5 separate regions of the Mus musculus genome follow, and regions 1, 2, 3 and 4 are each linked to region 5. Evidence: chromatin loops called from intact Hi-C (ENCODE). Cell type or tissue: heart. All regions are shown on one strand. Each heading gives the region's core, and the rest is flanking DNA. Links, peaks and the distances in the headings are about the cores only.

Region 1 (5,939 bases), core at 439-5,438, 240 kb before region 5:
ACACACACACACTGACTGCCCTCTACCCTGTGGGTGCTCCCACAAATACCTAGTGACTGATTCACAGGCCAATTACAGGTCTGGTGATGACACCAGGTATGACGGCCTGGTGCTACTCTGGGGAGTGTGAGGAACCCAGACGTGCTGTGGGAGGAGGAAGAATTAATATCGTGAAGTTCTAAAAGGACTGCAGTGTTAACAGGACCAAACTACGTACAGTGTGCATCCCTCCCCAAGCTATAGAAAGCTAGTAATACCTTCGGAACTCTTTGGGAAAAGTGAAGGAACCCGATTATCAAAGAACCAACAAACTAACTAGTTCAGGGGGTGCTAAAAAAAAAAGTAGGGGGGGACTTACTTTTCATAGACCAGCTCCTCGTCGATGGAGAAATAGTGGATATTTATTGTGCTTTTTGGTCTATTCCTTAAAGTAGCAAAATATAATCGATCTGAAAGACAAGTTTAAAAGACAGAACATGAGAAGCAGGGACGCGAGACTGAGAGTGCAGATCATGCACAAAGGATTAATAACTGCTACACATCGTTTAAAGACCTTTAACACGTGGGATTCTTGGAGAAACAGGATCTTCCAGAAAGCTACAGAGCCCCAAAAGCACATCTTGCTAAGAGGCTAGAAGACCCAGCAGGGGGCAGAGCATCTTCTGAGTTCCCTCACCCCCTGGTTGCGTGCGGGCGGGTGCAGACAGGAGCTGTGGGTACCCGCAAAACTGGAGACACAAGTTTGGTTCGGAAACCTTCAGACCTCAGCTGCGGTGGAATGGGAAAAGAGGCGAGCTTCTGCCGCTGCAGCTTAGCAGACTTCAAGAGGAAGGAAGGAAAGATAGGGGGGTGTGGTTGGGGGTAGGGGGTGTCCCAAAAACACGGGCCAGCCACCGAGGAAGTAGAGAGTTAGCGGATGGAGGATTAAAACCAGCAGGCTCCCCACCAAGATAGGTTTGCAGGAGGATCCCAAGCAGAGAAGCCTGCACTGTCCGGGTACGAGGAAGCTGCAGAGGGAGTGAGAACGCGAAAAAAGAAGCCGGAAGCAGGGGGTCCTCCGGGAGTTGAGTAGCGAGAAGGGGCCCGAGCGCCGAGCCGCAGTACTGAGGGACACAGGGCCCGAAAAGAAACCCAGCATAGAGGCTTGGGACAAAGGGGTGAGCCGTGAGGAGTTGGGGGGGGGGAGTGGCGTGGAAGGGCCGGAGGATGCCGGGTGGCTGCTCCTCACCTTTCATGAACTCGCAAGCCCCGATTAGTTCCCCAGACTCCGCTGCCATCTTAAGCGAGATCCGCACGGGGGAGGGCTGGGTCGTGGCCAGCTGAGGTCACCCGCCCCCGGGGGCTTCCCCACTGCCCAAGAGCTGGGAGCTCGCGGTCCCAATCACCGAGCCTGCCTGAGGGAGGAGGCAGTCGCCCAAGGCGGAGGCAGCTGCAGGGTCAGCGCGTGGGGCGCCCCGGGGACATTCCGTGGGGAACCGAACCCGCTGGGCGCGGGACGCACACGCCCCGGGCTGTAACCGCTGTGATCCGGACTCTGCGGCGGCGGCGGCTGCTGCTGCTTCTCGAGCTGCAGCTCCTCCTTCTCGCGCTGCACCGTCTCCACCAAACCTGGACGGCGCACACCAGCTCCCAAGGCCGGGCAAAGTCTTTCCCCGGCTCCCAAAGTGATCATGGAGGACAAGACGTTTGGCCCGGATCGCGCCCGTGGCCACTCGTGCGGCAGCGGGCAGGACTCCGGAGGTGTCCGCGGGGCTAGTAGCAGCTGCTCAGACTCCTCCTTCGCCACCTCCTTTCAGCAGCAACTCTTCCTCCCTCTCCTCCTCCTCCTCCTCTTAGGTCCGCCCCCAGACCTGCCTCCCCGCCCTCCCTCGTCCCCCTCCACTTTCACCACTCCGCGGCCATCCCTTAAAGGGACAGCTCGGCTCCTTTCTCTGAGCCGGCCTCGGGCCCCAGTTACCAGGCGCCCCGCGGGTCACTAGGAGCCAGTTGCTAAGGCTTTGTTGCCTTTCACCAATTGCTACACAGGAAACTTGGCCCTCTGCCTGGGTGGGGTGGGGGTGGGGTGGATGTCAGGCGGAGCCACAAACTTATGAATGAAAAAGGATGGGTAGAGAGGAGTGAATGCCTCCCAGGAAGCTGCGACTGCCTGGCGGGCTGAGATGCTGTCTCCACGTCTGCACCGGCTAGCTCTTCTTCCACACCAGATTTTTTTTTGTCTCTCAAGCTCTTTCCTGCTTCACTCAGTTTCTTCTAAACTCGCGCGCGCGCACACACACACACACACACACAGAGACACACACGCACGCGCGCGCAGACACACACATTGAAAAACCTCAGACCTTCTCCATGTCGGGTCGTACCGCTAGCTATCTTTCCACCAACCCCTATTCTCACCACTATCGGATCTGTGTCTTTATAACCAATTTTCAAAAGAAGCGATACCTCCTAGCTCCTGAGTACACGGACTGATGCCCTGTAAGTACTAGAGTCTGCTCTCACCTAGGCTTTGTTCTCAAGGGGGAAAAAAATTCCCGTCCAGTTCTCCAAGTCCTTTCATTTTGGCCACAGGTGTGAGCGCAAAATTACACCAGAAGTGTAAGGCTCTAGTCTCGGACTGTAGGCTATCCTAGGCGAAGGGAGAAGAGGGAAAAGGATCTCTTGTCCACAAGAGAAATGAACAGAAGATTTCTGTAGTCTTGGCTGGAGCGTTGCAAAGGAGTACAAAGGCTCCTCTCCAGGAGGCCCCGGACTTGTTCGGCAACGTTTTGATCCAGTTTGGAGAACTTTAATGCTGGGAGCCCTAGGGACGGAACTAGTGGCCAGCCCTTCCCTTACGAAAATGGCGCTACTGAACCACTATCACCAGAGCATGCGCTCTGAGTGGTTTCTCCTTGAAACGGGGATTTGTGCAAGCCTTTGAAAGCTCGCAGTTGCGTGTTGACCTCTAGGGAGAGAGGGGGCGCTCGAGCAAAGTGCCGGCTGAAGCAACTTGGAACACTGACTCCAGGGAGGCAATTCTTAGGCCATTCTTCTGCTCTGCCGGCTTTCCATAAAGCTAAACAAGCACAAAACTAAGTGGATACTACTTTGATATACTGGAAAGTTATTCAGAGCATCTCGGTAATTCTAGCCAAACACATCCTTGGTAAGGGAGTTAAAAAGACACCCTCTCCTTACATTCAAAAGTTAACCCCGAAAAAGAAACAGACTTTACAACTGTAAAAGTCCTGAAAGTTGTAATGAGCCTTGAACCCTTTTGAAGTGTATTACATATTCTAAGAGTCCTGAAAGCAAAGACCTCCCAAAAAGAAAAAGGGAGAAGGAGGAGGGGGAGTACACTTTAAAATAGCCAGGGGTTGGTGGCATATATCTTTAATTACAGCACCTGGGAGGCAGAGGCAGGTGAATCTATGAGTTCAAGGCCAGCCTGGTCTACATAGTGAGTTCCAGGGCAGACAGGGCTATGAAGAGAAACCCTGTCTTGAAAACTAAAAAATAAAAAAAAGAAGGAAAAAGAACAAAGACCCTCTCAAAACTTGAATGTTACCTTTATTCTCCCAAATCCTGGTTTTAATACGTTGAACAATTTCAATTTTGTTGGAATAAACGTAATTGAGATTTTTTTTAATGAAATATGTAGAAAAGCATAGCATGTCAGTCTCAGTAGGCTTCGCCCCTTTGTCTATAAAGCTAACAGTAAAGCCCACTCAACCCATTTCTAAAGCTGCCGCTTTACAAGTCTTATAGTTTTTCATCTGACTATCAACTGCAGTAAAAAGTTGGAGCCAGAGGTGGTGGCTTGCGCTGATTTAGAGTGGCCATAGTCATTTGCTCCTCCCACAGTGTAGGGGCTACAACACAGGCTCTCAGGTTTGGTGGCCTGCATCTTTACCCACTGAGCCATCTCACGGGCTAATGCGGCTGTTTTTGGGTTTTTTGAGGTAGGTCTGGTATAACCCCAGGCTGGCCTGGAACTCCATACGTAAAGAAGGATGACAATAAACTCCTGATCCTCCTTCCAGGAACCCAGGCCTGTGTCACTCTGCCTGGCCATCACATGACTGTACGTTCATAAGTAGTCTCAGGAGAGAGATCCATAAAACACTTTCAGGGGGGCAGATTTCATTGAATAGCTCCTGTAACAACAGGGGTCTATTCTATTCCCAAAAAGGGTTCTACATTGCCTTTCATAGAATTCTCCTTAGAGGTTTTAGACATGAGGAATGAAGTGTGACCTAACAAAACTCTTTAAAAGAGATGAAAATGGGGGCTGGGGAGATGACACAGCAGTTAAGGCGGCTTCCTGATCTTCCAGACGACCCAAATTAAGCTCCACTTCAAGCACCCGTGTTGAGAGGCTCACAATTGCCATTAACTACAGCCCCAGAGCATCCAACACTCTACTGGACAAAATAGCACCCATACCCATGTGGTACATTCTCATGTAGACACACATAAGACTAAAGTAAAAATAAGTAAAAATGGCCCTGAGTTTGTGGCCCATGCCTATGGTCCCAGCATGAGAGTGCTTCATGAGTTGGAGGTCCAACTGGATTAGTGTGAGATAAGATGCTGTCTCAAGCCAAAATTTAAAGGAAAATTATTTTTCCTTACCATATTTACTATATATTTTTGATAATAATTCTTTCTTCTGTAGTTTTTGGTTTTTGAGACAGGGTTTCCCTGTCGCCCTGGCTGGTCTTGAACTCTCTCTGTTGACCAGGCTGGCCTGGAACTCACAGAGGATCTGCCTGCCTCTGCCTACTGAGTACAGGGATTAAAGATGTGTGCCACTTCCATACAGAGGATAAAATTCTTTAATACTGTGCTGTGAGTAATATTAGTAAACTAGGACCTCTCTAAGTCATGCTATTAAAAACTCTGCAAGAAAAATATACAGCATTGTACACATGGCACATACACACCAAGATCCGAACGACATCATAAAACACATTATTGCCTCAGTTATCATGGGCCAAAGTTCCTACTGTTGTAGCCTCACAATAAAGACATGCTCTTACAACCCAGGGGGAAGGCAAAACCGGACATTTCATCCCAATCACCCAACTTAGTACAAACGGAAGAAACTGACTTTTACTTGAACCAGCAGTAAAGAATGGCATATTATACATGAAACTACTATGGGATTTACAATGTCACCTCGCTGTAGAAAAGGAAAGTGCTTGTGGATTTAGCCAGTAAGAACAGGAAGGGAGAGTGTAAACAAATGTTTACCTCTGCATCCCTAACTTGCATACTTCTTGGGCTGTCTTGCATTCCATGCAGGGTGCATGCATGCAGACCTAGAGAAGAGACTGCTGGAAGCAACTTCAAGTCATGCCAACAACTTCCTGTCCAAGCAAGACAGTCACTCTTTACACACAACAGCTCTTCCAAAAAAAAAAAGCTCTTTACAAAGCAGCTCTTGGATTGCGTCCTAGAGTTTCACAGATGAAACCCCTCATCGTCATCAGGCTTTCCTTCTGCTCCATCCGTCTAGCCTCCATCCTTTCTGACCCAATCTTCAATTTGCCCAATTTCTTATAAATTGTGTCCCAGAATGGAACGCAGGCCAGTTCTGAGCTGGTATGACTAGTTATGTGTGGGGACAAGGAGGACACATTTATTTGTACGTGATGAAAGACTTGGGTGGGAACAAGAGCAATGGAAGCCATTAAAAGAACCCAGTTTTACCATTTAAAGGTCAAATAAAAAGGGAAATATTCTTTTTGTTGGAAGAGGTCAAGGAAAAATGAAGTCACAGTAGTCAAAGACTTGAAGGCTGGGACATTTGCATAATCTGTGTTTTAATTGCTACCATTAGAATATTTCATGAAAACATACTTGTTCTGTCAGTAGTGATATTATCTAAGAAGGCAGAAGAAATATAGACTATATGATGGCTGTTTCTTACAAATTACTTTTAGATTATGAAACAA
Region 2 (5,939 bases), core at 279-5,278, 49 kb after region 5:
CATCCGATAGAGGGCTAATATTCAATATATACAAAGAACTCAAGAAGTTAGACTCCATAAAACCAAATAACCCTATTAAAAATGGAATACAGAGCTAAACAAAGAATTCTCACCTGAGGAATACCGAATGACTGAGAAGCACCTGAAAAAATGTTCAGCATCCTTAATCATCAGGGAAATGCAAATCAAAACAACCCTGAAATTCTACCTCACACCAGTCAGAATGTCTAAGAATAAAAACTCAGGTGACAGCAGATGCTGGCAAGGATGTAGAGAAAGAAGAACACTCCTCCATTACTGGTGGGATTTCAAGTTGGTATAACCACTTTGGAAATCAGTCTGGAGGTTCCTCAGAAAACTGTACATAGTACTACCTGAGTACCTAGCTATACCACTCCTGGGCATATACACAGAAAATTCTCCAACATATAACAAGGACACATGCTCCACTATGTTCATAGCAGCCTTATTTATAACATCCAGAAGCTGGAAAGAAACTAGATGTCCTTCAACAGAGGAATGGATACGGAAAATGTGGTACATTTACACAATGGAGTACTACTTAGCTATTAAAAACATTGAGTTCATGAAATTCTTAGGCAAATGGATGGAACTAGAAATTATCATTTTGAGTAAGGTAACCCAGTCATAAAAGAACACACATGATGTGCACTCACTGATAAGTGGATGTTAGCCAAAAGCTCAGAATACCCAAGATACAATTCACAGACCACATGGAGCTCAAGAAGAAGGAAGACCAAATTGTGGATGCTTCAGTCCTTAGAAGGGGAACAAATTACTCATGGGAGAAATACGGAGACAAAGTGTAGAACCGAGACTGAAGGAAAGGTCATTCAGAGACTGCCCCACCTGGGGCTCCATCCCATATACAGACACCAAACTCAGACACTATGGTAGATACCAAGAAGTACTTGCTGACAGGAGCCTGATATAGCTGAGAGGCTCTGCCAGAGCCTGACAAATACAGAGGCATATGCTCTCAGCCAACCACTGGACTGAGCACGGGTCCCTAATGGAGGAATTTGAGAAAGGACTGAAGTAACTGAGGGATTTGCAACCTCATAGGAAGAACAACAGTATCAACCAACCAGAACCCCAACCCCCAGAGCTCCCAGGGGCTAAACCACCATCCAAAGAGTACACATGGAGGGACTCATGGCTTCAGCTGCATATGTAGCAGAGGATGGTCTTGTCCCGCATCAATGGGAGGAGAGGCCCTTGGTCCTGTAAAGGCTTGATGCCCCAGTGTAGGGGAAATGCCAGGAGTGGGAAGGAGGGTGGGGAAGCACCCTCACAGAAGCAGGGGGAGGGGGAGAAGGGATAGGGAGTTTCCAGAGAGGAAACCAGGAAAAGCGATAACATTTAAAATGTAAATAAAGCATCCAATAAAAATTAAAAATATATAAATAAAAAATCCTATGGTTATCTTAAAAACATTTCAATATGTTGGGTAAAGTTACTTTTTTAAAAAGAATGTCTAGCTTAGAAATAAAACTATTTTTAAAAAAGAATGAAAGGATTACATTAACTTGTATCATGGAGTGGTTTACATTTTGAAGGGTTTTTAATGGCTACCTAAATTATTTAAAATCTATTCTTGGTTATGGATACTCCACAGTAGCTAAGCACTTACCTAGCCTTCAGTATGACCTATGTTCCATCCCTAGAACCACTAACTAAGTAAATTGTCGCTGAGTATTTCTGAGAGAACTGTCAGAGAGTGGCATTAAATCTCCAGCTTCAAAAAGCGATTGCAAAGAACTAAAATTACAGCTCAGTGACAGAGTGCTCCGTCAATTCCCACGGGGTTCACTGCCCAGCACAGCCACACACAGTGAAGAGGGGGCAGGAGTGGGGGTGTGTGGGTGGATGAAGAGAACCAGGAGATAGTGAGACAGAGAAGAGAGGGGGCCCTGCTCATGCGTGTGCTATCAGGTCAGGCGTAGTTCCAAGGCAGAAAGACTTAAAGCTGCAAGTTCCGTTTTGGAAGCTATTGGTATGGTGCACCTGAAAGTGACCAGAAAATAAGGGCAGATGCGGTAGGAAAAAATTTAAAGGGAGGGAAGTTAGTCAGACGCATAAACGTAGGAGTCATTCATTTGAAAGCAAGCAACTTGAGTTAGTAGCAACGGAATGAAGACGTGAGAAACAACCAAACATTACCTGTAACTACCAAAATAAGTGTCTACAAAGACTCAACTCAGGTGCCATCTTCAAATATTGCGTTTAATAGGATATAATAAAGGGCACACTCCTATAAGTGCCTTGCTACAGTTAAAACCCATTACTTCGTTTAATATCCCTTAATTAATCTGAACTAGCAGAAACTTGAGTTAGCTTAAATAAAATGTTCACTAAGCTCCCCACTCTTCAATACTTAGAACCCCTGCAAACTCTCGCCACACACACTGATGGACACCCATCGCCTTCGGTCTAGACTTACCACGGGCACCCTTTCCATCTCTCCAAGTCCCTGCAGCTTCTTGACTACACCGTCCTTTCTCACCGAGCAGACTCGTCCCTAGCCCGGGGTCACAGGCTGAGCCGGAGCTCCCGAAATGACCGCGGAAGGACAGGCCGCCAGCCTGGCCCCCAAGGCACTTGGCCCGCCAGTCTGGAGCTTGCAGGCACACTGCCTGCCACACCCCTCCCCTCCCGACCTTTTCCTCCTCCACCCAGAACGTTTCGGCACGTCCAGGCCGGAGGTACAAGGCGCCCATTCATCTACTCCTCATAAACTAGGGCTGCAGCCGTCCGCTGTGGTCCCGGTGGCCTCAACCGCCCCGCGCCCTCCCAGCCCGGCCTCGGCGTCCCGCCAGCTTCCCCCAGCGCCCTCCGCTCACCCGCCGTGCGGCTCGGCCAGCTGCCCGCACTGGAGCCCCGGGCTCCGCGACGCCGGGAGACCCAGGCTGCCGAGCCCGTCGGCTCCGCCGCGTCCGCTGACCCGCAGCACCGCCGGCTCCCGCCGGCTCTGTGGCCCGGACCGCTTCGGTGAGGCCCAGGCGTTTCCGGGTTCCCGCGGTCCGGTCCGCCAAAGGATCCGGCTTCCGCCTCGGCCCCGGCAAACGCCGTTCCCTGTTCGGCTCCGGGGGCCCCAGCTTCGCGCTTGCGGGACGCGTCCCTGAGGCGACCCCAACCGCGGCTGCTCCTCGCGCAGCTCCCGTGACAGTCTCACGGTCGCCGGAGAGTTTGATAGGAAGGTGTCTCTCTCCCCACAGTCCTGCGGCAGAAAGTGGCGGGATGATCTGTCACTTAAGGAAGGGGACAAAGTCCTTTGGATCAAAGAACTCTGATGAGAACCGGGAGGCGGATCTTGGCTCCTGAAAATGACCACCAGTGAGTTGAAAACAAGATTATACCTGGTGCAGGTTACCAACCTTAGTCTAGGAGCCAGCTGGTTCGGTTAGGAATGATCCCTGTCCCCCACCCTGGGAGACCTGGAAGAGTGTCAGGAACGCAGAATGGGCTTAGTGTCACTAACCAGGGGAAAGGTGAAGAGAGAAAGAGAGCAATTTACCTCTTCCTGTCTGCAAGAATCTCATGCATATTACGTTTCAGTCTGCTAATGTATTTCCAAAAGTTCCCAACCACTGTAGCCATTGCTGGCTGTGGACAGGCTGAAATGTAATATTCTGGGTCCGGATTGATCATCGGATACAGCAGATTTATCCCTTCCCTGTTAAAACAATGCTCCTAGAATTAAGCTTACGCTTCTTTGCGTGGCAAATGATTAAAACCATCCATTAGGGAAGCATCGTTAGAAAACAACGGAGAAAAATAAAATTAAATGACTGTTAGCACATGATGCCTCGCTTAAATGTTTGTGTAATCCGACCTTCAGAAAACTTCTGGGGGATGGAATGTGGATTAGATCTTGATATTTGCTAGGGTCCGAACCTAAAACGTCCCCCAAAGATTCATCATGTGGTAAAGGTTTGGTTGCCAGCTAATGGACTTTGATGTTGGGGGAAGTGAATGGATAGTGAACCTCTGACCTAAGCCACTGATGTATTAAATCTTTGAAGGTATTATTAGGAGATGGTGTAAATGGTGGCACAAGCCTATTTGGAAGAAGTGGGTCGCTGAGGGTGTGTCTTAACCTAGCCTTTCCTCTAGCTCTCTTTGCAGCCTGTATGCTTTTTTTGGTAAATAACTGCCCCAGTACATAAGTTCCAACCAGAGACCCAGAGGCAATGAAACCTAGTCACCATGAACCAAAACATCTGAAACGATGATGTTTCAGGGAGGACTAATAAGTCCTCCCTCTAAGTGGCTTTCTCAGGCAAAAAGAAAGTAACAAATACAATACTTCTTATACTTCTTACTTTTTTTTTTTTTTTGACGGGGTCTCACATTGTAGCTCAGGATGGCTCCAGGCTGGCATTGAAGGTCTCGATCTCTTAGCAACCATCCTGTCTCAGCCTCTCTGTGCTAGCTAGGATCAAAAGCTAGAGCACTCAAATCTGCTTTCTATCCCCTTTTTCCTCCCTACCAACCCCCCCCCCCCCAATTATTGCCAATTGACCCTAGGCCTTTGTACCTCATATACTTCCCACTGAACCCTTTCTCCATTTTTTAAAAAAGAAACTCTGTTGGCATTCCTTCTAAGCTCTGCCCAACCTGACTATCTCCAGGTAGACCTGGCTAGTCCCTCCTCACTCTCTTACTCTTTCTGCCTTTTTCTCTCTCTGATCCCTTTCTCTGCTCTCCCCTTCCTCCTCCCCCCACTCTCTTCTGTTCCTAGCCAGCCTCTCCTCTCCTCTCTCCTCTCCCTCCTCTTCCCCTCCCCCTCCTCCTCTCTTCCTCCCCCTCTCTCTGTCTCTACTCAACTCCCCTTCCCATGTCTCTATAAATAAACTCAATTCTATACCATATCTGTCGTATGGCTGGTCTTTGGAGGGTGTGGGGAGGGGATGCCTCAGCATGAGCCCACCAAGGCACCCCTCCCACACCTTACTATTCCTGGCTCTACAAACATATCTTGGCTCTTTTTTTCTCTCTCTTTTTTTTAAATAAAACGAAACACTTAATATCCTTGTACATGCTAATTACACCTTGGCACTATTGTGAATTGTTTGTGTGTGTGTGTGTGTGTGTGTGTGTGTATCTTTGGTGTATGTGTATACTGATACCCAGAAAACAGTCGATACTCCATAAATGTATGATTGTAAAGGAAAGGGAACATTTAAAATATATAAGCAGGAAAAATATGAAATGGACATAAGTTCTTTTCTGTTGTTTAATTTGGTTTTAAAGACGAGGTCTCCTTATATAGTCCAGTCTGCCCTGAATCTTGCTATCTAGCCCAGATTGGTTATAAATGTATGGTTCACCCTGGCCTTAACCTCTTGACTGCTGGAATCACAGGTAGATACCACTATGCTCAGTGTCACAAATACATAGGTTAGAAAAAAGGAAGATTTTTTTTCCTCTTACTCTTTAGGAAATTTTAAAGTGATTTAAAAAAAAATAGAGGTGGAATGATGGGGGTGGGCTTTAAGGTAATATATACTCTCAAGCTACACCTAGTGTAAGACAGACATTCCCCCCTGTCTGAAACTGGATCAAGATACAGAGCTCCCTGCTCCTTCTCCAGCACCAGGTCTTCCTGGACACTGCCGTGCTTCCTGCCATGATGATAGTAGATAGAACCTCTGAGACTAAACCAGCCCTTAAATATTGTCCCTTAAAAGAGTTGCCTTGGTCATTGTGTCTCTTCACAGCAATAAAATCGTAACTAAGACAAAAGTTGGTACCAGGGACGGTGGTTTTGCAGTGACAGGCCTATGTTTTTGTTTGGAGGAATGTGGATTTTGGGACTTTGGATTTGACAAGCAGTAAAATGCTTTAAGTGGGGCTTACTGGACCACTCTAATAGGGATGTGAAAGACGTGGGTGCCGAGGTTTCCTTCACCTGT
Region 3 (5,939 bases), core at 615-5,614, 68 kb before region 5:
ATAAGAAACATTTGAGCTGTGCTGAAGAGCAGCCTAAGTAATGCAGCACAGCACCCTATCTCAAAAGCAAGCAAAAAGAAAACATGAAATAATTATTCTGGGCTGGTCAAGGTGGCACCCACCAGTAGTCTTAGTACTAGAGAAGCTAAGGGAAGACGGCCTCAAGTTTGGGGTTAGCCTGGGCTACACAGTGTAACCTGCCTCCTATCTAACCAAGCCAACAGATAAAACACAAGTACAGAAAAGAGGAGGGAAGAAAAGTACAGCTATCAAGTGAGTACAGTACATTTGCCAAATTCAATCTGCATCTTATAATACTAAGTATTTATATACAGATATCACACATACATTTCAAATACTTACAGGCTTAGGCTTCTCTCTTGAATTACATTTTTTCAAATGTTTTGCTAGTTGGTCTTCATACACTGTGCTAAATTTAAAGAGAAAATTTAAGAGTTAGAAAAATCGTAAATGAACCTTGTGAAACTTAACCGTTTCTAGTACATCACACAAACAAATATATACAAACACACACACATACACACACACACACACACACACACACACACACAAAGACTAATGCACTCACGCACCCCAAATGACAAAAACCCACTTATTTGACCTTATACTTAACTGTTTTGGATCTAAAGGACACAAGATTCTTTTCCGAGTATTTTCTTCCTAATAAATTAAAACGGATACATTTATTTAAATGTCAAGTTTATTACATTCAGATGTTAGATACACCCACAGTGTGTTTCTATTCCTAAAATAAGGTAAGAAAACTTAAAGGATACAATGAAAAATAAGCAAGATTAGGTCATGCCGCATAATAAGAGTCTTCATTGTAGCTCGCTTCTGTATGAATGAATAAGTACTGTTTTGGCTTGCTAATGTAATTTTGCATCAGAGATAACACCTCCTAAAAATGGGTACAGTAATTGTATGCACCATTAAGAAAAGATGTTAACCATGTACTTTGGATTAACTAACAACAATATTCATCATGTACAAAATGATCTTTTGAAATAAATATATACTGGGTATAAGTGGCTAAATTGAGCTGACTAAAATACTCATTACTTGCATCCTTGCTCTTTTTGAAAAGTGTTGCCCATTTAAATTGATTTTAAAATGCGTATTTGTCTAAAGGTGTTCAAATATGGGGAAATGATGGGCGTGGTGGAGCATGCTTTGAATATCAGCTCTCCAGAGGAAGGGCAGACAGAGCCAAAGGCCAGCCAGGGTGACCCTCAGACCCTCTCTCAGAATAGAGTACAGGAGAAAATACGCCAGGAACAACAAGGCATGGCTTTAACAATTTAGAATGGGTCATATTCACTAGCTTTGCAACTTTTCTAAATGCTAGTTACAGTCTTTTATGTTTTATGCATTTAATTATAGGCACTGGGAGAAAAGCAAGGGAAACAATGTTGGCAGGTCTGCCCCACAGATCCTATCAACCTGGATGCAACAGGATGGCCCAATTATTAAATCCAGAGGCCAGTGGTTAGGTGTGATTCTCAGCTCTTTCTATTAGCTGCTAACTCTATAATCCTGACTGCTTCATGTAAATAATAGTATAGACTTTCTATATTAAGTATAGACTTACTATATTATTAAGTAGAATAATAGTATGACTTGCTTCCTAAGGTTTGTGAAAATTGAATTTTTAAAAGCAAAATAACGTTTAGTACTAGCCCTACAGCCAAAGCTGACCAAGTATTTACTCTTAATTTTTCTCAATTGTTTATTTCAATTTATTTCAGAATGTTCATGAAGATACGCACACTGAATTTTAGAGAAAGTTAAGGAATTTTCAGTATTAAAAAAAACAACATTATTTCATGTATAGACTTTTAAATTAAATTCCAGTGTGATTCTTTGATGGAGACCAGCTAGTTGGGAGGCTAAGGCAGGAGAATTCCTGGGATCAGATGTTCAAGACCAATATGAGCAATTCAGCAAGATCCCCATCTCAAAAACAGAAAGTTGTCTTTCAAGGGAAATAGTACTCTAACTTTCAAAGCGTAATCACAGAACACACACACACACACACACACACACACACACACATTTTTAAAATCTATTGTTTGAGTTTAGAAACAGTGTATAGCAGGTTAGTAAAATGTTTTCTTTTTTGGTGTAGAGGGTAATGAGGCTTCCTGTGACTTTAGACTTAACTCTCCAGGAAAACACCTTATGAACTTGTAATTATTATTCTGGGACGGAGAAGGAAAAATAAACGTAAAATAACAAACTTCAAAGTTGAAAGCAAAGTTTTTTGTTTTGTTTTGTTTTGTTTTTTTCTTTTTTTTGTCTCTCAACAGACATTAATGTCATAAGACATTTTGGTTGTAAGTGCAAAAGTATTAGTGGCTCCTAATGTATAAAGAACAGGCAAATTACTAATCTACAAGTCTAAACAAACAAACAAAAATTGTTTCTAAGTTTCTTCCCCATGCATTCACAAGTGGTTATCGTTCAAAAACAATAACTATAATTAATTAGAACCCAGTTAATAAAACCTAGTGATCTTTTTCAAGCACTCCTTTATAAAAATAATCACTTCCCCTGAGGATGGGGGACTAGCGGAAGGAAGGATGAGTGTAAGGGTCTCTGAGACAGCAGAGGGAGCTTTTAGTACAAGAAAGCAATGCTCCTCGGGGGCTCCTCGCGGCTCCGAGCGGTGGGCAGAACTGCATTTACTTAAATCCATGGGACGGAAGCAGGAACCTGTCAAAGGGGCGAGACTGGGGTCCAGCACCCACAGACCCGCGACTCCCAGGAAGGGAGGGCGATAGCTGACCTCGGCGGAGCCAGCGTGTTCGCCACAGAACCTTTTCCCCGCGGCCGCCACCATCCTGCAGAAGCGCTTCTTCTTTTCTACGAAGTAGTTGCATCTGCCGTCGATGGGAAATCCGATCGAGGGCGAAGTCGCCGCCGGAGCCTCCATAACGCTGGGTCCTTTTGAAAGCCTGGCTCAGCCCAAAGTTGTCAGTCCCCTTTGGTCCCACTTCCCTTAACAAACGTGGCCGCCTGAGGGGGGTGGGTCCACGGAAATGACGCATCAGCCCGGCTCGGTCGGTGCCCGAACCGGAAAAAGGTGACGGTGGCTGACGAGGTCCAAAGCTCCTTCGTTCCCTCTGTTTATCGTTTCCCTCCTCCTCCGCGGGAGCTGAGCGCCAAACTCAAACTCATCGGGACCGGCTCTTCTTTGCAGCCGGGACCGAAGGCCGGGCCTACTGGGCTTCTTCACCCTCCCGTCGGGGCAGCGGTCCGACATGAGTCAAGTTCTGTTCCAGCAGCTTGTTCCCTTGCTAGTGAAATGCAAAGACTGCGAGGAGAGGTGAGCTCCCGGAGCCGGCGGGTGGCGGTTGGGGTCGCGCCAATGGGGAAGATGGCGGCTGGGTTCCGTGGGGATCGGTCGGTCCGCGGGTGTCGGACTGTCACACCGGGAATCGGGAAGGGACCCTGCGGACTTAATGGATACCTTTGTTTGTGGCCGGGCCGGCCGTTGCGGAGGGGACGCGAGGAAAGGGAATGAGGAAATGGCAAGCCGACTCCTTCACGTCCGTGTTCTGGCCCTCAGCGGGACAGAGCCCAGCCTGTCCTTTCTGGGTGGCAACTCTGATTCTCCCTGTCATTTCCACAAAAGCTTCACGGTGACTTCAGGGAGCTGTCCGCACTAGGATTCAGGTCGCCCGGCCCTTCACTCATGCTCTCCTTTGAAGAACACTGGGGGTGAAGCTTTAGAACTCCATCTAAAAACAAAACAAAACGTTCAGTGACATATTTCGGTTCATCCGCACGTCAGTTTCAATCATTTAACCAACTCCCAAAACTGGAAAAATCAGGAATTCTGTACATTCAAAACATAAGTCAACCCGTAAAGCCCTTCGTCGGACCCCTGGGGATACCTTGATCTTCACAGAGTTTACACTAGGGTATCTTATCGCACAGATGAATGCAAACTTGCCACACTAACCACAGGCGATCTGATTTTTCCCTCTTTTACTAATAACTTTTTAGTTGTTAGTTTCTGTGAACATTACATTTTCTCATTTGCTAAATTGATTTAATATGTCTAGCTGTTCATTTGATTGCAATGAAGACCAGGTGTGAAAATGTTTGTAGAAACTAAACGGTGAAAAAAATGTTGAATTAAAAAACAACAAAAACAAAAAGAAGACACTGATGTATTGAGTCGCTGGACTGTTAAACTGTGGTATGCGATTTAAAATTAGGTCCAGAATCAACCAGCAAAGCAGTCAGAAAAATGGACTTAAAACATCAGCCGTATATAGGAATCTGTAGGTTATTTAATTGTCTTATTGTTTGTTTGATTTTGACAGTTGAAGTGGTGCCCTCACTTAGCATGCTCTACCACTGATGTGTAACCCCCACCCCACCCCAGCCTCTCATTGGTGATTATTTTGTGATGTTTAATATATAGACATGTAGTTATTGAATTCGGGCTAATCCAAACTGATGTCTGTAAGTATAAAATTCATAGATTTTGAAGACCTGCTAGTAACAGAAATGTAAAAAGTCTCAATTTTATGTTGATTATCTGTTGCGGCTTTATTTAGGGTATATTGGGGTCAAATGTATTCAAATTAATTTTTACTTTGAGAGTTATTTTTTTTAAGTAACTTCTAAACAGTTTAAAGTGACACACATGACTCAAGTTTGTGGTGTCCATTTTGTTTCTGTTGGGCAATATGGGCCATTACTTGTGATTCCATGCCTGACACTCTGAACTCTTCTTCGACACATTAAATTGTAATCACAGTTAATCGTGTTAAAACACAACTTCAACTTTAAAAATTACTCAGCCGGGCATGGTGGTGCACGCCTTTGATCCCAGCACTCGGGAGGCAGAGGCAGGCGGATTTCTGATTTCGAGGCCAGCCTGGTCTACAGAGTGAGTTCCAGGACAGCCAGGGCTGTACAGAGAAACCCTGTCTTGGGAAAAAAAAATTACTCTTGTTTAGAAACCCGATATTCCTATCACCCATGGCAAGGCTCAACCAGCTGTTCATAAATCAGATTTTTCTGGAGCACAGCCATCCTTATTTCTTACCCACTGTCTGTGGTTGCATCTGTGCGATGCAGAATCAATGAGCAATTGTATGGGAGTATTGGCTGGAAAATTACTGCGTGGCTTTTATGGTAGATTGTATATATATATATATGTATATATATATATATATATATATATATATATATATATATATTTTTTATGTATATGTATATATATGTGTATATATCTCCTCAGCACTGCAACAGCAACAATAAAGGGGCCGGGCTAGCAGGGTAGCGGAGAGGAACACAACCACACACGATTGTGACAGAGACTCTATAGCAGTGGCTTCTGATCTTCCTGATAATACAGTTCCTTATGTTGTGGTGACCCGCCCAACCATAAAATTATTTTTGTTGCTACTTTGTAACTGTACTTCTAATGTAAATATCTGTTTTTTATGATAGTCTAAGGTGACCCCTGTGAAAAGGTTGTTTGACTCTCATGGGGGACCAGACCTGTAAGTTGAGAACCACTGCTCCATAGTCTTCAAAGTCTAAAATATTCACTCTCTGACCTCCTAGAGAATAATTTTGCTAACCCCTGACCTATAGGAAGAACAACGTAGATTCCTTAGCCAACTATTGAAGAGCAGTTTACCCCAGCAAATACTTGCCTGCTGTGTACCCTAAACTATTCTGGGTACAGAGACCATGAGGTTTCCTTCCTTTCACCTCCGAACAGCAACATCAAAACCAGTCGCCATCTTGGTTCTCAGGGAACGCCCAGACACAGAATTGAGAAGACCCCCTCGGAGAAGCAGCGTAATGCAGGTTCCAGGGTTAGATCTGGAGCCAGATTGCCTGGGTTTAAAGTCCCAGTTCTGCCACTGCCTGGGTGATCTTGGACAGTT
Region 4 (5,939 bases), core at 560-5,559, 660 kb before region 5:
CTGGAAATCAAGGCTGAAGTTAACACTTGCTGCTACTCTATCATGTATCTCTTTGCATCTCTGGGAAGGGAATGCTTTATCCATAGTTTAATCCTCTATGCTAGGAAAAACTCCTTGATCTTTTATATTCAACAACCTGAAACTTATTTTTAAAGAATGAAGTCAAACATAGAAATGACCAAGACAAAGTGCATTCAGGTGAGAAATAAACCGAGATAATCCAATATCATAAAGAAATAATCAATCAAAAAAACCTGAAAAATTTGGTGTACAAATAATATAGGGAGTCAAATTATATAAATATCCAAGTTAAGAAAATTCTTTTGTTTTAATTTAGTATGTAGCTCAATATGACCTTTAATTTCTGATCTTCCTGCCTCCACCTTCAAAATACTGAGATTACAGTGTGTGTGTGTGTGTGTGTGTGTGTGTGTGTGTGTATTTGGCAATGTTAGGGACTGAATCTGGGGCCTAGTTCTTAGTAGGCAAGAACTATACCACTAAGCTATGCCGTAATCCCCAACAAACTTCTAAATCCTCCCAAGCAGCAAGGATTTATGTTTCGTAGCTACTGACACCAACTGATATTGGGGACTAAGCAACTGTGGCTATCAAACTTGATATACAGAGGAGATACAAATGACTGCAGCACGACAGACAACAAAGCTCACGTGAGTCTGAATGATTTAACACAATGAAAGGATAAACCATTAGGGTATGACAGAACAAGTCACCTGAGGATAGCAGAAAGTTACCCAAAAAACAGAGGAGCAAACCACCGAAGGTCAGATAACAAGTCACGTTCCACTAATATCTCCCTTATGCAATGATGTATACTGACAAACAGCTTGGACAAAAATGGTTTTAGTACTTTAAGTGATCAGATTGGAAAGGCACTATACACCCAACTTTCCATGAAATCGATGGTTCAGACACTTAAGATATGAATCCCTAGAGCAAGGTATTCCATGAAGTGATTTATGCCAATGAAAGGTCATAATGAAATATACTAGGTAGCAATATAAAGCAATAATAAAAGATGTGTGTGTACAAAGCTACAATGTATCATAGAATAAGCAACACATATGCCAAAATTATGACAATTTAAAAAGAAAATATGAAGTATATTATAAATATATTCATTATTAAAGTATTATATTCAAATATAAGTTAAGACTATAGTATTTTCAACAAATATGATCTATCAAAAGGTATTAAATAGTTTATGAGATTAAAAATAATGTTATGAGGTATCCTTTGAAATGTACAATTCTCAGAGGAATCAAAATGGTTATTAAATACATTAAGTTAATGATGTTCATTTGACTTTTGTACCCCAAGAAATAACAAAACCAATAATCCTTATGATTTACTACTTACTGAAGGTTTTGCTTTGTTTGGGGGCTTTTGTTGTTGCTTGTTTCTTTTTTGAGACAGGGATCTCTTAGTCCTGGCTGTCCTGGAACAGATAGACCAGGCTGGCCTCGAACTCACAGAGATCCTCCTGCCTCTGCTACCCAATTGCTGGGATCAAAGGTGTACGCCAGAGAACAGATGCCATGATAACTTGATTGAAACAATTACTTTGCTCAAATACAGCAGAGTTAGAGTCCAAAGACTATGATCTTTTACCCCTCTGAAAATGGATTTTAAAAGACAGAGGCCAAGTTAGTTTACTAGAAGTAACAAAAATAGACCATAAATGGCACAGGTTAATCTACAATCCTATGTAACTCGCCTAAAGATCCTGGGAGAGTTATATCCCCCATCTTCTAATAGAGTCTCTTTCTTTAACATTTTGTTTTTATCCCTGCATGTGTGTGTCTGTCTGTACGTCTCTGTTTTTCTGTGTCTGTCACATGTGTGCATGTGCCTGTGAGGTGGAGAAAAGAATGTCAGACCCTTGAAGCTGGAGTTACAGGCAGTTGTGAGCCACCAGATATGGTGCTGAGAACGAAATCCTGATCCTCTGCAAGAGCAGTGAGCACTCTCAACTTCTGCCCCTCTTTTATCGATTCTTAGAAGGGAATAAAATCTAGAAATGGAGTTAGCACACTTCAGAAGTGTGCTCATTCTGTTATTTGCAGAGCAGTTTCACAAGCCCAGAAGTTATCCCACAGCAAATACTTAAATTCCAGTGACTTTACTTCCTTAGCGACACCGGACTCTCTTCGACCCAAATCTTGACACCATAAAACAAAAACAAACAAACAAAAAAGCCCAAAGGTGACACCAAAGCCTTCAAGTCAAAATGGCATTCTCAGAAAACTGTATGGGATTTTCTACTGCAGTAAAGATACAAGGAAAATCCTAAGACAGTTTCACTGGAAAAGAGAATGGCATATGCTTTGCCAACGGTCTCTTCACAAACCTCTTCAAAAGTCATTCAAAGGCAATCATAAATTTAACAGGGCCATTCAGATCTTTCTCTCTCAGAATCTTAGGAGTGAAATCCAAAAAAAAAAAAAAAAAAAAAAAAAAAAGCCACACCCACAGGTAGGTTAGCTAACAGGATCCTCTCATTTTTCCTGAGGCATAGCTAAGGCAAGCTGTTAAAGAGATTCATTGCATCTGCCAAATAAAAAAGTAAAAAAAAAATATGAGGAGGGGGCCTGTTTGTCAGTTCTGTTTAATGGAGTTGCAGGAAATGAGAGTCCCCGATCTTAGAACTGCAGCCCTTCCCTTTTGGTGAGAGTACGCTGAGAGCAACTCAGCAAAAGTGGTAGTGGCAAAGGTAAGACGTGAACCTGCCGGTAAGGAGCTACGTGGCACTAAGCAAATAGTGGCTTGTCTCCCTCACCCTCTGCTTCCGCCCCAATCATCTTCCCCTTTGGTTACCAGTTGCTCCAGATGCCGTAGAGTAGTTCCACAAAAGCGAAAGAGAGGTTCAGGCACAGGAAGAAAAACAGGTTCCGGGATGTCTTGTCCGACAGGATGGACCTGGGCACGATACAGGTGATCAGAAGCAAGCAGGAGCCAAGGGGGTTGCGGGGACCCCTCAAAACCCACCCAGTCCGCATGCTCGTTCCACCACAGCAGGAGGGTGACGCTCCCATGCTGGACCTCAGGCCATCCTTAGCACCCAGCTTTGTCTCAGCATCCCGGGCAGCCCCCTCCCAGCAATCACAGCACCCCGCACCTAAACCAGCCTGAGATCTTGCCGAACAGATTGAACTTGGGTGGTTTGTATTCATCATCCTTGATGGACAGGGGCAACATCTTCTCCACCCGGCGAAGGGCCGGGTCTCCGTCCCTCTAGAAGTGACTCGGTATGGTGGCGGCAGTGACAGCGGTGACGCTTCAAACGCGGACCCCAAAGCGCTTGACCGCCGCGGCACCGCCGCGAGACACAGACACAGACACACACCCGGGAATTCGAGGACTTCCGGCCCGGGCCGCGCAACGCGTCCTGGGACGGGAAAGCGGGAGGCGGGGGCGGGGACTCCGGCAGGGGAGGGGCTTACGGGGAGGAGGCGGGGCTTGGGGGCTGCGGAAAGTCCGAGCTGAAAGCTTGGGGATCTATCTCTAGCTGAGCTAGGGGTCCTATCTCCTGAACTCACGAAAGATACCCCTGCTGGCTCTCTGCAGACGTGGCTGACTGGTTCAGGGCCCGCTGTCACCCACCCAGATCGCCCATCACTATCGTCCCCGGATGCAGTGCAGCCCGCTCCTGCTCCTTCAGCATTAACCCCCTAAAGGACCTCAAATCCCCGCTGTGCCTTAGGCAGCATCACTGAAAAGCCCAGGCGGCCACGTGCTGCGCCGCCACTGCACGGGATGTGCGAGAATGGCTTCCCGAGGTCAACGCTAAGGGAGTCCACCCCCACCCGCGGAAACCGTCACGCGGGACGCGATCGTTGAGTGCTTTGCAAAAGAAACACTTAAAGGTATTTTAAAACGTCCTTTAGGAAGAGGGCCATAGACTATGGCCTTGAGGTCCGCTTCTTGCTGTTTCTCCCCTGCAACCTCATTCGGTTGTAGCCCTGAAGGCAACCGCAGACAGGTTCCTTTAGCATCCTTGTCACCCCCAAGACAGTAGCTGTCACTATGGTCCATTTCAGGAGGTGCAGATACAAGCCTGTTGGGTGGGAGGCTGGGGATGAGCCTTGTGGGCCTGGGCTGGCTAGAGAGACACTCTCCAGCATCTTTCTAGGGGATTGTTTAGACAAGGTCAGCTGGCCGATCACGTGAATGATTAAAAGTTATTACCTAGAAGGGGAAACCCGGAAAGGGGGTCTGGTTTGGGGAGGTGGCTTGGAAACTACAAAACCGAGCTTCTTGGGAAAGCCTTTTTGCCTAACAGGAAGTGGAGCGTCACCCAAAGCGAGGGAGGGGTGGCCACTCAGGAACTGTCCCCTGCTCCAGGCACTCACTTTGCAGGCGGCGCATTTCCTAGGTTATCAATTGGACGGGCAGAGAGGTTGGAAGCCCGGTTTAGGAAAGGGGTGGAAAAGAGGCAAGCAAAGGAGACTCTCCTTTCGATTTATGCTAACCAAGCTGCAAATAAACCCGCTGGCCCCGCTGCAATCTTCTGCACTAGAGGTGAGGCAACTGTGAAATTCTCTTTCATTGATTTTATCTTTCCATTTGGGACCTCTGCTTGTTTTGCCCTCGTTCTTGGAACTTTGTGGGTAGGAAGGATTTATTCTGTAATTTAGATTTTTGAAAATAGATCTTGATTTTTTTTTAATGTTCCTCTTTAAAAACTGCTGGTAACAAACGGCTTGATTCTATAAGTTCTAGGACAAACATGTCTCTTTTGTCTTTGCCTTTCTTGGACCATTATTGTCATGTAAGCAAATATTCTCAATTAGTAGCATTTACTTTTTAAAGGCTACTCTGTTGTTGTTGTTCAGAGCAGTTTTTCAATTCTACCCTACTGCATTGCTGAGGAAGCCAGAACTGACTGCAGACGAGGTCGTTTAAGGCAAAATAGCTATTGCAATTGATTTTTTCCCCCTTGAAGACTGCTTTATTTAAGTATGATGGTGGGGATGGTATATCAAAATAATCAAGTTTCAGCAATGGATTTCCAGCCTTCTCATTAAGGTCACCTGCAATTTGAGCCTATGTGGTTTTTATCCTGCCTTTGGAAATAAATTCTGTATTCCATCTTGCACTGTTGTAAATCCGAAGTTGCTTAGCTGGCATAGATAGGGAGGAACCCATATTACCTGTTATTGAATAGTTTTGAAAGGCATTAAAGAAATTTAATTTCAGCTTTATCAGTTTCCTAGATTTGTTACGATATAAGGTAGATCTGCTCTTGAAGATCTTCTCCCTTCTGACTGTGGCCATGCTATTTTTTAATCCTTAGCCCTGGACAGCATAAAGGCCAATCAGCGTTAAAGGCATTTTCGTTTGCAGTATAAAGGACAGAAGGACACTCTTTAAACCAGGAAAAGTTGTTTCTACTGTGCCTCACTTCTTTTTGTAATCTTTAAATAATATCTATCCTGTTCATGTTAACCTACACATAGGTTAACATATGTCCCACATGTTAACACACGTCCCACACGTCAAAATAGAACTCAGTTATCATTTGGAGATTATCTTGTATGTGTTGGGTGTCCAGACTATAAAGCAAGATAAGTGAGAGTTCTTCTCCGGGGAGAGTTTTATGGAGAGGACAAATTAATGTGAAGAGAGGGAGGTGGGGAGAAAGGCAAACCCATCGGTATTTTAGATGGTGCAGTCTTTAAGTTGTGCAGCAGCGATGAATTTGAAACAGTGAACAGAGACAACAGCTATTGCTCGATGAGCCTTTCTGCCTGTGCTCACCCATTCATCTTACTCCCGCAGTAATTCTTATCATTAAAAGAAGGAGTTGGGCGCACAACGATTTTGATTCCTTAGCTCTGTGTTGGTGGTCAGTGTTTAAGCAAGCCTGCAGTCACACGAGGTACTTGGGAAGTCTCCAGTCATAGGTCCGTTGTGCA
Region 5 (5,939 bases), core at 442-5,441:
CTCTCACACGGCAGCTCAAACCCAGAGGACGGAATTCCCTCTTCTGACCTCCTCAGACACCAGGCAATCATGCTGAACGCATACATACATTTAGGCAAAAACACTTGTGTGTGCGATTGCTCACAGCTCTCCACATGTGTGTGTGTACATCTTTGTTTTGTTTTTGAGACAGGGTTTCTTTGTGGAGTCTTGGCTGAACGGAGTTTACTCGGTAGACCAGGCTGGCCTTGAACTCACAGAGCTCCACCTGCCTCTGCCTCCCGAGTGCTGGAATGACCACCTGGCTCATAAATAATCTTAAAAAAAAAAAAAGGCAGAATGAAAAGGAAAGTGAGGCAGAGTAAGATGGGAAAGGACGATGTTCTTAAGACCTGACTTTCAAGGAAAGTTTTCATTGATTTAGTGTGCCACCAAGACATTTTTACTAGTAAAAAGTATTTTGTGTACTAAAGCAAGCTAGAAATTTGCTATATCTTTATAAATAGCAAAAAGACTTAAACAAACAGAACCTCTTCTCGCCAGGCATGGCAGCACACACACCTATAATCCCAGCACTTGGGAAGCACAAGTAGGAGGGTCCTAAGTCTGAAGTCTTTCTGAACGACCTGAGATCTGTCCTCAGACACAAAGCAAAATCCCAACAACAACAAAAACATGTATCTCTTCTCAAAGTCAGAATTTGGAATGACTCTTCTGGAGGCTGACATGAGCTCTAAGTTTGATCCCTACTATCTCATCAAAAAAATATTTTACAGAGCAAACCAGACAAAAATCCAAACATTATAAAAGGTCTGCTCCTGCCGGGTATGGTGACGCACGCCGTTAATCCCAGCACTCGGGAGTCAGAGGCAGGCGTATTTCTGAGTTCGAGGCCAGCCTGGTCTACAAAGTGAGTTCCAGGACAGCCAGGGCTATACAGAGAAACCCTGTCTCGAAAAACCAAAAAAAAAAAAAAAAAAAAAAAAAAAGGTCTGCTCCTTAATTATCTTGCTTCTTGTCTTTTGCAAAGATTGGTCTTAAATAGCACCTGGTTTTTGAAAATATGCTTCGTTATAAGTTTCTCTCTCTAAACCTGACAACGATATTCTTTCCTCCCAGTATAGCTCCTACTAACTTGGTCAAGACAGCTAATGAGAATTCATCAAAGTAATACTTTGATCAGGTACAGTAAGAAAATCTGGAAAGCTCTGAACCCTCTTTTTTCACTAAAAGTCAAAGCTATGACAACTAATAAATCTGACAGTTAACTGAACATATTCCGAAATCGTTCCATATGTCCCAAGCTTTCTAAATGATGGCAGTTGGACTAGGCCATGTTCTCAAATGTCAAAAGAAAGTTGTCATTTATTTCAAACTGATTTCAGCAAATCCTCCGCGGTGGCCTACTTACATATTTAGTGCTTTGCTAGCATTGATCAAGGCTCCATTAAACTACAAACAAATGGAAAGAAACAATGTCTGCAACTTCACCACAGAGACACATCTTACTTTTCCATTCTATTTCGGAACGCGATACCAAAGGAGTCAGCAAAGATCAGAGTGTAACGCTACAAACACACAGCACAACAAAAGTGTACGTTTGTTTTCCAATGACAAATCCTATATCGACGTCTGGTAGCACACTGCACAGTGCATAAAGTTTTCTGCGAGTAACGACTGTCTAAAAGGCACATTTTTAGCCTCAGTCCGCCTGCCAGAATCTGTCTCCGATCCTCACGCCATGACCAATTCTAAAGACTTATTTTGAGGCACAAGGTGAAGATTTCTCTAACGGAGAGGGCCCCAGGGAAGGTCAGGCTTCCGACGCCGGGAGAGGGGACGAGCCCACTCCCCGACAAGGTAGCCGAACAGCTCCAAGCCGCTGCTCCGGCTCCCGGCGACCGCGATGGGACAACGCACGTACCCTGGCCCAGCGGGCCGCGGCGGCGGCCACCCGCCACAGCATACGGAGCGCAAGGCTGCCCAGCCTCCCCGCGCGCCGCGCTGGGCCTGGCGAGGCTGCGGAGGGGCCGCCGCCTCCTCCCCGAGGCCGGGCGCACGTGGGCCGAGGCCGCAGGCTCCGAGACGCAGTGCCCCGCCGGAGGTACCAGCAGCGTCCAGGGGAGCCAGGCCGCGGAGGCCGCAGGCCGAGACCGCGGCAGCGCCGGCGGCACGGAAGGGCAGGGCGCTCTCGGCCCAGCGAAGGCGGAAGCGGGGGGAAGAGCGAGCCGGGCCCGCACCCGGGCCGTCCTGCGGCGCGGAACCAGCAGCACTCACCGTGCCTCCGTCCTTAATGATGATCTTTTTGGCCAGCATGATACTGCGGTTCGCGGCCCGTTTCTTTTTCTTCCCCTGGGTCATTTTACCATCCTCGACTCCCGGCGCTGCAGCAGCCACTCAGGGGGCGGGCGGCCCCAGCGGCGAGTGCGGTCCCGCCACTACTGCCGGGCCGAGCCGCTCAGGGCGCACGCCGCCATCTTGAGGGCCCGGCCTGCCTCGGGCGGCGCGTCACATCGTGCGATCGGCTGAGTCGCTCGCCACGCCCCCGTGACGCAGCCACGCCCCCGCAGTGCGGGCACGCCCCTCCAACCCTGCAATAGCGGAGGACTGGGAGGTGCCGCGGGAGCGGGTGGAGCCAGGTGCTTTGGCTGCCTAGCTTTTGCCCTCTAAGGCGCTGAGCGATGGCTATTTTAACAGTTTTTCCTTCACAGATGAACTCAAGTTCCGAAAAGTTTTTACCTACTCAAATCTGACAAATAGTTTCTCAGATGCTCAGGCGTCCCAGGCTAATAGCATCCGCATCAAATGCATCCCCACCAAAACAGAATTGAAGGGGACAACGGGAAAGTTTTCCAGGAATGGTCAGTAGCAGGTAGAGGAGTTTTAGCTGTTGATCTGATGCCCAGCTAGGTCATGCTGGCTTACATACCCCCACGTACCAGTACATTCTCTCCCAGTGTAAACTAGATGCCATACTTTATAGGCTTTTAAAAATTGGTTTGACTAGAAGACTGGTAGAAAGAGCAGACAGGTGGAATATGAAATGTGATATTAACAGTACTGACATTTACTTTGAGGCAGCACATTATGTAGACCAGGCTGGCCTCAAACTGAGAGATCTCCCTGACTACCTCCCATATTGTGATCAAAGTCATGTGCCACCATGTCTAGCAAAGTCTTCATTTTGGTAACTGTTGGAAAACTTTCCTTTAAATATACCTTCAGTGCTAGGTATGAACGAGCACAACACATGCTTTCCCCCATCAAACTGTTCGATAAAGGGGAACTGGAAACAAACCAAACTGTGGCAACAGCGATCCTGGATGTGGTGGCTCTAAGTAAGATAAATGTTCCCAAACTCAGTGATATTCCTCCCTGGGAGAAGTGGAAGGGGCTCCCTCCCTCTCCTGGCTTGTGGCCTGGTTAGTGATGGATGACCTTGTTTTAACAGGGCAAAGCAGAAATGACAGCACTGACTTTAGAGGAGAGGTCATAAAAGGTACTGTATGTTTTTGCTAGGCTCTTCATTTACTCCAGTCAGGGGTTGCCGATTGTTATGCCATAATACCAGAGGAACTATGGAGAGGTGCTGCCGTTGAGCTGAAATCTCCTTCAAAGCTTTGTGGATTATCTTGGAACGAGATCCTCTATGCCTGGTCAAGCCTTGAGCTGACTGCAAACTTTATGAGACCTTCAGCTATGAATACCCAGCTTAGCCACATTACTGGGATGGGGCTGTAGCTGGTTCTTTTGGAGTGCTTTTCCTGTAAGCATAGGGCTGCGGATTCTATCACCAACAATCAGTGAACCCAGCATAGAAGTGGATGCCTAGATCCTGGCATGAAGGAGAATCAGGAATTCAAGGACAAATCTGAGAGCAGCCTGGGTGTGGGTGGATTCTTCAGGCCACTGAACATCAGGCTATTTATTACATGGCCTAAGTAACTATTAGACAAGGTAAAGGAGAAAGCAGGGGGCACACATGTGAGGGTTACTGTAGCTTTTCTGTAAATTTCAAAATAAAATGTTAAAAATAAACCTGGTTGGATGTTCTGTTTCTTCTACTTGCATGCTGACAAGAAATGGAAAATAAGCCAGTTTTCATGGATGGGGAAAGAAAAGCATCTTGGGTGGTAAGGATTTTCATCATACTTACTTTAAAAATAAAATTCTCATATAGAAACTTCCTTGAAGTCCAACTTCAAGCTGTTGAGAGTGGGAGAAACTTCATAACTAAATCCCGAGATCATATTTTGCATGGGTGTAGAGGATTAAGAAGGTTGTTCTAAGGTAGGCGTGGTGGTGCATATCTTCGGTCCTGGCATTTGTGTTGTAGAGACAGTGTGACCAGGAGTTCAAGGCCAGCCTCTACAGCAAATTCAAGGTTAGCCCCAGGCTACATGAAAACCAGACTGAGCTGGGCGTGGTGGCGCACGCCTTTAATCCCAGCACTTGGGAGTCAGAGGCAGGCGGATTTCTGAGTTCGAGGCCAGCCTGGACTACAGAGTGAGGTCCAGGACAGCCAGGGCTATACAGAGAAACCCTGTCCCGAAAAACCAAAAACAAAATAAAATGAAAGACTGGAAAAAAATACTATGTGGTTACTCCAACTTTTTATGACCTCCAAAAATCATACTTCAGCTATATCAAAGTTACTTTTAAAATATGATTGGTTATTGTCAGTTATTCAAGCTATTTGAATACCTACAATAGTGCTCACCGGTTCTTTTTAAGACTAGGATTTAAAAAATAGTGTGTATGCTCCCATTAAATAGAAATAACATACCCAAAAAGATCTGACAGGGTAGAACAAGGATGTCAGTGTTCAAATCCTTGAGTGTCAGTGAATTTACTTAGGCACATGGACAATTAGGTGAGAGCCAAAGCATGAAAATAGTTTAAACAAGTTAGCAAATGAGCCCCAAAGCAAAGTAGGTATCAAGGTGATCACTGAATACACAGAGCTCAGAAAAAGCCTTACAGAACAGAGAACACGATCGTGCAGGAAAAGCAGCACTGTAAACGTAGTGACACATATGCTTGCCTTTCAGAAAGAAACCGAGCTATAACCTGGTGGAAATTACTCCCCACAGAAGGCACTTGCCAATGGAGTGGGACAAACATAGGAACTATGCAGACTTCTTTGTGAACTGTAATGTTTCACTTACATAGTTTTTAAGTTTTGAGTTTGGTAAAAAAAAAAAAAAGGCGAATTCAATAATAAAAGCTTACATTTATAAAACTAGATACAAAGGCCGGGTGTGCTGGCTCACGCCTTTAATCCTAGCACTCAGAAGGCAGAGGCAGGCGGATTTCTGAGTTTGAGGCCAGCCTGGTCTACAAAGTGAGTTTCAGGTAAGCCAGAGCTATACAGAGAAACCCTGTCTCGAAAAACCAAAAAAAAAAAAAAAAAAATCATAAAACTGGATACAAATACAAATAAAAACTAATGAGCCTATTTCTGTTGCACTAATAACCATGCAGAGAAGACCTGAATTCCATTTTGTTTTTTTCTGAGACATGGTCACACCACGTAGGACTGGCTGGCCTGGAACTCACAAAGATCATTCTGCCTCTGCCTCCTGAATCCTGGAACCAAAAGGGTGTGCCAGACGGCGAGAGGGGGAGGGAAAGGACTGTGGGAGTAGTGGGCGAGCAGTGAGTAGGATGTAAAGTGAGTAAGTAAAAAAAAGTGCATGTTGTCATGCCTGGCCTTACTTTAAGCACACTAACTTTTAAATACATGTTCTTTGAATGTACATCTTTAGTGGACAGGCTACATTCTAATAATAAACAAAATGCAAATGAACTTTTAATTTTACACAGTGTGTTTGTCATTAGAATATTGGTATTGCAGCATTTAGATTCATAATAAAACACAAGTATTATATTAGGAGTCAAACTGTTTCACTGTAAGAAGACAGAGAACACAAACCATGACATCAAAGTTTAAGGCCTGC

Evidence for each region. Hi-C counts contacts between places; a loop is a spot of excess contacts. Peaks named below come from ENCODE experiments on the same cell type or tissue, not always from the same donor. Only the 100,000 strongest peaks of a DNase experiment are listed, where the experiment ranks them.
Region 1: it touches region 5 in a loop (2.4-fold over the local background); 2 of 42 quality-filtered maps call a loop at or near these places.
Region 2: it touches region 5 in a loop (6-fold over the local background); 9 of 42 quality-filtered maps call a loop at or near these places.
Region 3: a loop joins it to region 5, with 7 times the contacts of the local background. A loop is called at or near these places in 12 of 42 quality-filtered maps.
Region 4: a loop joins it to region 5, with 5 times the contacts of the local background. A loop is called at or near these places in 2 of 42 quality-filtered maps.

What each region holds. Positions count from the first base shown.
Region 1 is chr3:116,422,209-116,428,147 of GRCm38, forward strand. Cdc14a (CDC14 cell division cycle 14A) reads right to left here and starts at 1,824. Exons shown (of 16, transcript NM_001080818.2): 1 at 1,229-1,824; 2 at 359-449. The coding sequence starts at 1,277. It overlaps Gm40125 (a long non-coding RNA gene), which reads left to right and starts at 2,043. Exons shown (of 3, transcript XR_867571.3): 1 at 2,043-2,475. In heart, for the core only: CTCF peaks have their summits at 638 (motif pointing right) and 2,955; DNase peaks (open chromatin) are centred at 783, 1,303, 1,953 and 2,903; H3K4me3 peaks cover 2,845 bases; H3K27ac peaks cover 2,979 bases.
Region 2 is chr3:116,709,219-116,715,157 of GRCm38, forward strand. It overlaps Slc35a3 (solute carrier family 35 (UDP-N-acetylglucosamine (UDP-GlcNAc) transporter), member 3), which reads right to left and starts at 3,062. Exons shown (of 8, transcript NM_144902.4): 1 at 2,865-3,062. In heart, for the core only: no CTCF peak of the experiment used is centred there; DNase peaks (open chromatin) are centred at 2,723 and 3,053; H3K4me3 peaks cover 2,726 bases; H3K27ac peaks cover 1,904 bases.
Region 3 is chr3:116,591,830-116,597,768 of GRCm38, forward strand. Trmt13 (tRNA methyltransferase 13) reads right to left here. Exons shown (of 12, transcript NM_030016.3): 2 at 2,810-3,764; 3 at 635-681; 4 at 364-430. The coding sequence starts at 2,956. It overlaps Sass6 (SAS-6 centriolar assembly protein), which reads left to right and starts at 3,129. Exons shown (of 17, transcript NM_028349.3): 1 at 3,129-3,349. The coding sequence starts at 3,285. In heart, for the core only: a CTCF peak has its summit at 2,630 (motif pointing right); a DNase peak (open chromatin) is centred at 3,122; H3K4me3 peaks cover 2,676 bases; H3K27ac peaks cover 1,887 bases.
Region 4 is chr3:116,003,996-116,009,934 of GRCm38, forward strand. It overlaps Slc30a7 (solute carrier family 30 (zinc transporter), member 7), which reads right to left and starts at 3,411. Exons shown (of 11, transcript NM_023214.7): 1 at 3,140-3,411; 2 at 2,839-2,940. The coding sequence starts at 3,219. It overlaps Extl2 (exostosin-like glycosyltransferase 2), which reads left to right and starts at 4,302. Exons shown (of 5, transcript NM_001163514.1): 1 at 4,302-4,542. In heart, for the core only: no CTCF peak of the experiment used is centred there; DNase peaks (open chromatin) are centred at 3,466 and 4,246; H3K4me3 peaks cover 2,873 bases; H3K27ac peaks cover 1,955 bases.
Region 5 is chr3:116,660,139-116,666,077 of GRCm38, forward strand. Mfsd14a (major facilitator superfamily domain containing 14A) reads right to left here and starts at 2,539. Exons shown (of 12, transcript NM_008246.2): 1 at 2,257-2,539. The coding sequence starts at 2,340. In heart, for the core only: no CTCF peak of the experiment used is centred there; a DNase peak (open chromatin) is centred at 2,523; H3K4me3 peaks cover 2,517 bases; H3K27ac peaks cover 2,259 bases.